Regions from separate parts of the Homo sapiens genome. Here region 2 is linked to region 1. A link is a contact called in ENCODE Hi-C or POLR2A ChIA-PET data. All regions are on one chromosome and are shown on one strand. Each heading gives the region's core, a stretch centred on a gene start or an enhancer-like site at or near the end of the contact. The rest is flanking DNA. Distances are from core to core; before and after follow the strand shown. Region 1 holds the start of TAP1 (transporter 1, ATP binding cassette subfamily B member). Region 2 overlaps BTNL2 (butyrophilin like 2).

Region 1 (3,534 bases), core at 740-3,239:
TTTCCTTCTCTGTCAGATGAGGCAGTTGGTCTCTATGAGCTCAAAATTTCCAGGTTTGAAATTCTATGGTTTCTATCTAAGGATACATAGGAATAGATTTATAAGAAAATGCTAGATGAAAACTCTAGGTTTTTCTTAAGGTAAGGAGGACAATATTTTGCTCCTGAGGTATATCAAGAATGAGAAAAACAATTGTGTGTGTGTGTGTGTGAGAGAGAGAGAGAGAGAGACAGAGACAGAGAGAGAGAGACAGGGAGAGGGTATATCAAGAATGAGAAGGAACAATGTGTGTATGTGTGTGTGAGAGAGAGAGAGCGGGGAGGGGGGAGATCAAAGCAGATGTATGAGGATATGAACAGTACATGGCGTATAATGAAAGAGTTTCAGGAGAAACCTGTCTGGTTCTGTTGGAAAAACTCCGTCTCCTGGCGCAGGACAGCCCCAAACACCTCTCCCTGCAAGTGGCTGTGCACGTGGCCCATGGTGTTGTTATAGATCCCGTCACCCACGAACTCCAGCACTGCACTATAAAGAACCCGGAAAAAAAGGGGATCAGGGTGTGTTCAGGGAACAGACTGAAGGTCCCAGGTATCCCCATATAAGTGCATTTCGGACAGCAGCCCCAACTTCCAACTCCCTCATTTGCAGGGTGCCCCATTTTCAGCCCCCAGACCTGGCTATGGTGAGAATGGACATGAGAGTTAAGTTTCGAGTGAAGGTATCGGCTGAGCCATCTTGTAGAATCCAGTCAGTGAGGCGGCCCGTAAAGAATGGAATGGCCATCTCCCCTGGAGAAAGAGAAGAGAGGTCACGCACAAATATTAAGTCTAAGTAGGTCAGTTCCAGTCAGACTGGCCCCACCACGCCTCCTCCCCCTCACCATTATCCTGGAGGGCATCAGCAGAAAGGAAACACTGACGTCTCAATCCCGAACCTAAATAGGCTGCCCTGGAACTCACTACCCTGTGGTTGCTCTACCAGAACTTTCAGGATTTTATTAGGAAGGCTGGAGATCATGAAGTAGAAAAGCCTCCTGTTAGAGATGAGGATGCCCCGCCCTTCGGCCCCAGAGCAAAGGATTTCCCCGCTTCCGGCGTGGCCCAAAGAATCAAGACCCGGTCAGCAATGGAGCCCAGAACCTCTGGCCCCCGCCAGTCCAGTGCCGTTTCTTCTACACCGAAGTGGTGTTCCAAGACCCACGCTAGGAGTCCTTCTCCTGCTCCACATTTCCCAGAACCCACGCTACTCTACCTTACTGACAATTACCTTTGATTCCTGTCCCAGTCCCCTTGTGTCCTCCCCTCTTGCCCTGCGTTCCCCTTACCAAGAGAGGAGAGGACCACCAGGACCAGGAACAGCGAGAGGCGGCGCGTCTCCGAGCCCAGGCAGCCTAGAAGCCGACGCACAGGGTTTCCAGAGCCGCCCTGACCGCCGGGCACCCAGAGGCTCCCGAGTTTGTGCCACAGGGCTGCTGCGGGCAGTGCCGCTGCATAACTGACAACGAAGGCGGTAGGGTGACTTCCCCAGTGCAGTAGCCTGGTGCTATCCGCGGACCCGGGGGCTCCCCATGAGATCAGCTCTCGGAACAAGGCAAGTCCCGGCAGGGCCAAGCCCAGTGCCGCAGCTAATGGCTTCAAAGCAGCCAGCCAGCCCTGGGCACCTGCGTTTTCGCTCTTGGAGCCAACCGTTGCCCTGAGGACCCCGCAGGCCCCCAGCCAGAGCACGGCCCAGCGGCTCAGGCCCACCGCCCAGACCCGGAGCAGTGGCAGCGCGGTGGGCACCAGCAGGGAGAATATGCGGGGCAGCGCGGTCCGGAGCAGCACCCAGTCGGCGAGAAGTAGCAGTACTGTCCCCAGCCATGCGAGAGAAGCTCCGGGGAGGCAGCGGCACCCGCGGGGAGCGGGACACCTAGAGCTAGCCATTGGCACTCGGACGCCGTCCCGGTCCCGGCCGGGCCTGGGACTCTCCGCGCCCCGGTGGGGCCTGAAGCTCCGGGTACCGCCGAGTCCTCCCCTACTGGCGGCTGGGGGAGGGAACGAGGGCGGGGCTCTCGGAAAGTCCCAGGAACAGGCTGATCCTGCGCTGGCGAGAAGCTCAGCCATTTAGGGGAAAGCGAAATCGAAAGCGGCCGCCTGCTCACTAGATAACGCCTACTTCCAAAAGTGGCCTGCCCAGACTATTTTGGTAGCAAGCGTGGAAATCAGATCTGAGAATCTCGGGAGCAGCCCTGGTGCCCAATTTTCTCCATCACGCACACCCTTCTCGCCTCTCCCTGCCTCCTGCCTTTCCACTTGCACCAGTTTTCCCACCCCAGCCTCAGGGCGGGGCTGCCTCGTCACTTGTCTCGGGGCAGATCTGCCCTACACACGTTAGCGCCGCGCGCAAAGCAGCCCCGCAGCACCCAGGCGCCTCCTGGCGGCGCCGCGAAGGGGCGGGGCTGTCGGCTGCGCGTTGTGCGCTGTCCCAGGTTGGAAACCAGTGCCCCAGGCGGCGAGGAGAGCGGTGCCTTGCAGGGATGCTGCGGGCGGGAGCACCAACCGGGGACTTACCCCGGGCGGGAGAAGTCCACACCGGGGTAATGGGTCTGGGCTTGAGGGTTGGCAGAGGGGTGGAGGAGATGCAGCGGCCAGGGGACCCTGGAAGCGCGCGCGGAGAAGTGAATGCAGAGACCAACGGGAGCGCAGGGAGGTCGCCTGTAGCAGCCAGCGCTTGCAACCCGCAATGAGCATAGAGTATTTCTTTTCTGAGGGGGGTCGTCTAGAGTGTCCGTGAAGGGAACAGGCACGCGAGGCTGGTGGAAAAAGCGGGTGCTTTGACTCTTAGCTGGAAGCGTCAACGGGAAGCTACTCTAAAGCGCTTTCGCTTTCACTCTGGTCCCGGACAGTGGGGGCTGGTTAAATCAAGAAAGGGGGTTGGGGATGGTGCAAAGAGATGAGGAAATGGTGCCCTGGGTGAAGTAGAACAGCACTTGGGAGAAGGAAATATAGGCACTTATTGAGAAGGACCAACTCATCACACAGACTTTTGATAAACTTGCCACTGGGCAACTCTTAGCCCAAGCACTGATAATGGGCGTTCTGTGTTAACTAGTGATGCCCTTCCCTAGCTTGACCCAGGAAGGCCTCTCCTTGGCCCAGATGCTGCCTTACTCCCTTCCCTGTGTCTTCCCTGCCCACTCCCATGTGCCCACTGGGGGGACTTTGCTTAGGATGGGCGCCTGGGGCAGATGGCAGCCCCAAGACTGGCTGGCTGGCTTCTGCTCTGGACTACTGCCACCACTCGTGGCTTGGGGGCGGCTTTGTTAGAGAGGAATAGCCTCTAACTTGAAGTTAACCCTGTTCTTTGACCCTCTATTCATGATAAGTCGGTCCGTCGGAAAGCATACTCAGAGGAGCGTCCTTTGGGGCCAGAGTAACTTACGGCCTGGTAAGAAAGACACAGTGAAACCACTTATAATTTGGGAAATCTCCCCTCACTGCCAAATGAGCAGTGGCAAGTAGGAAGTAGAAGTGGAAACAAGGGATAAGAGTTAGA
Region 2 (3,534 bases), core at 758-3,257, 460 kb before region 1:
GCATTTCTCAGAATTCTAATAACACACTGTGAAACAATGAGCCTTTTGTAAAATATGTAGTAAGATACTCAGATTTCCTTAAAGATATGGTCAATTTTTGAAGATACTGGAAAAGATACAAGTTATATGCCCAAATAATTAAATTTCATCCATTTGAGTTTGTGGATTTTAAGTAACTATGACAGTTTCACACACTGGAGGATTTGATATAAATTTGATGATGAATAAGCATTAAGAAAATTTCAAATGTCAGAGAAATTGTCCAGGAACTAGCATATTAAAGTGGCAGGAGCAGGTATTGAATACAAAATATCTATCTAGAATTCTTACTTACCACCTTCAGATCCAAACTGGCCTCCTGGTAGACATCATCTTTTTCAAAAAGGCAGCGGTACTGCCCGTCGTCCGAAGGTCTGGCACTGAGTATCTGCAGGGTCAGTCTGCCCTCGTCAATGGCGTCACTCACCAGTACAGTCCTCCCTCTGTACTCTGCCATCTGCTCTCCAGCCACATGGTCCCCATCCATATACACATGCACAGCAGGGTAACGGTGGGATCGGTCCCACCTCACCTCCATGCTCTGTGCATTCGCCTTGGGGGACAGGTAACAGGTTAGCTGTATATCTTCTCCCACTCTGACGAGGATGGGCTGGGAAGGTCCATTCACTTTTAAAGAAGCTGTTAAATAGAGTGGACAAAACACAATGAAAGAATCAAAATGGAACCAATAATGTCATCTCTAAGAACAGCTCCATTGGAGTTTAGAAACCATGAGCATCCCAGGGTTGCTGTGAGGCTCAGGGTCATCCTTAGGTGAGGTGGGGGTTTCATGGACTCAGAATAGAGGTTGCTCTTCTTTAAGGAGGAATCATTCCATGATGTGTGTCAGTCTGAGTAAAACAGTAATTGAATCCCTACCTGCTTCTACCTGTATTTTTTTCAGTTTACAGACCAATAATAAAATAATTTTGCAATTAAAACTCCCAGATAGGCTGGGTGTGGTGGCTCAAGTCTATAATCCCAGCACTTTGGGAGGCCGAAGCGGGTGGATCACCAGAGGTCAGGAGTTCAAGACCAGCCTGGCCAACATGGTGAAACCCCGTCTCTACAGAAATACAAAAATTAGTCGGGCATGATGGTGGGTGCCTGTAATCCCAGCTACTCAGGAGGCTGAGGTGGAAAAATTGCTCGAACCCGGGAGGCAGAGGTTGCAGTGAGCTGAGATCATGCCACTGCACTCCAGGCTGGGTGACAAAGCGAGACTTTAAAAACAAACAAACAAAAAACACCCAGAATAAAGTGAACAGTTTATAAATTTGGCCCCAGATGCCTCTGTACCTGACTCCTTATGTAACAAACTGCAATTTAACTTAGTACGTCAACTACTGAAAGCCTAACTTAGGTTGCAGTTTGTTACATAAGCACTCAGGTACAGAGGCATCCTGGGGCCAAATTTATAAATTGCTCATTTTATTCTGAGAGTTTTAATTGCAAAATTATTTTATGAATAAGCCTAACTTAGGAGCTAAGGCTAACTTAGGAGTACACTTTTGTAATAAATAGCTGAGTAGCAGCTGCTGCACTTCTGTTAGTTGCAGGCAGCCAACTGTTGAAACCCTGTTCAAATCGGCAAACGCCAGGCTGCAACCAATAGAGCTGTCTCTGTACCTCACTTCTGTTTTCTGTACCTCATTTCCATTTTCTGTCCATAAATGCTGTCTGACCAAATTGCTGCTTTGAATTCTCTGAAACCGTTCTGATTCTGAGGGATGGCTTGTTTATGAGTCATCCTTTTCTCAGTTAGACTCTGCTAAATTTAGTCTGTCTAAAGTTTTTCTTCTAACACTTCAATTCTGTATGATTTTAAACTACTTCTTAATCTGTCTTAAACTACTTCTTAATGCCTCAGTTTCTTAAACTGTAAATTTGCTATACAACTACCAAAATCATAATGTTTCAGAGTTGAACAAAATAGTTTGCATTAAGTGCCTGGAAGACCCTGCAGCGTGAGCAGAGGTGCACAGACCTGTGAGACTTGAAGGCGTTGGAGCCATCCCCACCCTCTGACGTGGTAATAGGGAGGGGTTTAAAAACATGTCTCATGTGGACTTTTGGTAATGATATTTGAAGAAGCTTTCCTCTAGGTGGACTTTATAGTACCTTGTAAGTCTGGTCCAGCCGCTATATTTTATTTCCCCAATGCTCCACATAGGTGGAGTTATAGACACACACCAGTTGAATGTCCTCAAATAATTTTGAAAATTAAAATTAACATTTTAAGATCAATAATTGGGGAAGTCGGCAAAGTACAAATTGTGAAACAATGATGAATGTAAAAAAGGGGTCTAATTCTCTCACTGTGCAAAGTGGGGAAAGATGTTCTCTGAGGGCTTTCCTGGGCCCAAGCTATATTACATTTTCCATTCTCATCAGGCCCTGCCCGTGCCATTTTTTCTCTATTCTAAATTAAGTGTCGTCCTTTTCTGTTAAATGATAAGAATGGTTTTGCATAAGGTGTGATCATTTATAATAGAAACACAAGCATAAAATTGTTGGTTCTCTGCATAGAGTCACTGGCCAAAGGCGTTAACATCCCATTATGTCATTGGCCGAAAACTGCCAGCTACCTTTGTAGAGAGGAAAGTCCCTGTCAACACAATTTGAATTTTCAGATTATTACCTTCCATTCCAGGTAACAGTTGACTCCCAGTTATTTCCAGCATTTTGTTTGCTTTGTCCTGTAATTTTACCTAAAACAATATTATTTTCCTCTCCTATGTATCTATTAAAGTCTGAAGACAAGAATCAGAAAAAATGGACTAGGGATTAGTTTGGGGCTGTTTCTGCATCCACATGGCTTACGGTAAATTACTTAATAAAACAGACTGTTTCCTCATCTCCTTTATCCATATGAGGATTTTATTCCCTGTCCGTGTGTGACCTGTGCACATATTAGATCTTAAACTGGCTTGCCCTGCCTGACATAGGTAATTAAGAGCTAAAATTGACTTCAATGGAGACTGAAGGAAGCAAAATGTAAGTATGGAGATTCAATTAATTTGATGCATTACAGATACAGACAAAACTCCTTTTGTCCAGAATCCAAGTAAAACTAAAGTTTAAAGTGCTAAAAAAATCATGCAGCCCTGTTTGTTAATAATTGATGTTCTACTAGAATACAAGCTCCTTGGGAGCCACTATGCCTAACCCACTTTTTTTTTCTTTCAATTTTAAGTTCCGGGGTACATGTGCAGGATGTGCAGGTTTGTTACATAGGTAAACATGTGCCATGGTGGCTTACTGCACAGGTCATCCCATCACCCAGGTGTTAAGCCCAGCATCCATTAGCTGTTCTTCCTGATGCTCTCCCTCCCCCATCCCCCAACAGGTGTCCAGTGTGTGTTGTTCCCTGCCATGCATCCATGTGTTCTCACCAATCAGCTCCCCCTTATAAGTGTGAACATGCAGTAGTTAACCTCCTTTTTCTATACGGTTTTGTACACAGCCTTCCAGACAATTTTGTGCTGAAATGTA

The links. Hi-C counts contacts between places; a loop is a spot of excess contacts on that map. ChIA-PET counts read pairs that join two places held with the same protein, here RNA polymerase II (POLR2A). Pooled maps may share reads with other maps.
Region 2: a pooled map shows a loop between it and region 1 (8-fold over the local background). The contact joins the enhancer-like site here to the promoter of TAP1 in region 1. A Hi-C loop is called at or near these places in 1 of 168 maps with a recorded cell type or tissue (CD14-positive monocyte) and 3 of 50 pooled maps. POLR2A ChIA-PET finds 5 or more read pairs at or near these places in 2 of 52 experiments (K562 and OCI-LY7).

What each region holds. Positions count from the first base shown.
Region 1 is chr6:32,851,715-32,855,248 of GRCh38, forward strand. TAP1 (transporter 1, ATP binding cassette subfamily B member) reads right to left here and starts at 1,990. Exons shown (of 11, transcript NM_000593.6): 1 at 1,325-1,990; 2 at 674-788; 3 at 395-525. The coding sequence starts at 1,922. It overlaps PSMB9 (proteasome 20S subunit beta 9), which reads left to right and starts at 2,478. Exons shown (of 6, transcript NM_002800.5): 1 at 2,478-2,575. The coding sequence starts at 2,516.
Region 2 is chr6:32,395,709-32,399,242 of GRCh38, forward strand. It overlaps BTNL2 (butyrophilin like 2), which reads right to left. Exons shown (of 8, transcript NM_001304561.2): 5 at 331-678. The region is part of intron 2 of TSBP1-AS1 (TSBP1 and BTNL2 antisense RNA 1); the gene reads left to right. Among named protein-coding and RNA genes, the nearest start is that of HCG23, 7.0 kb to the left of the region's middle. Within about 2 kb of position 2,008, at least 2 of the 41 ENCODE cell types and tissues checked have a DNase peak (open chromatin) inside an H3K27ac peak, as active enhancers do; they include OCI-LY7, where a contact is called at or near this core.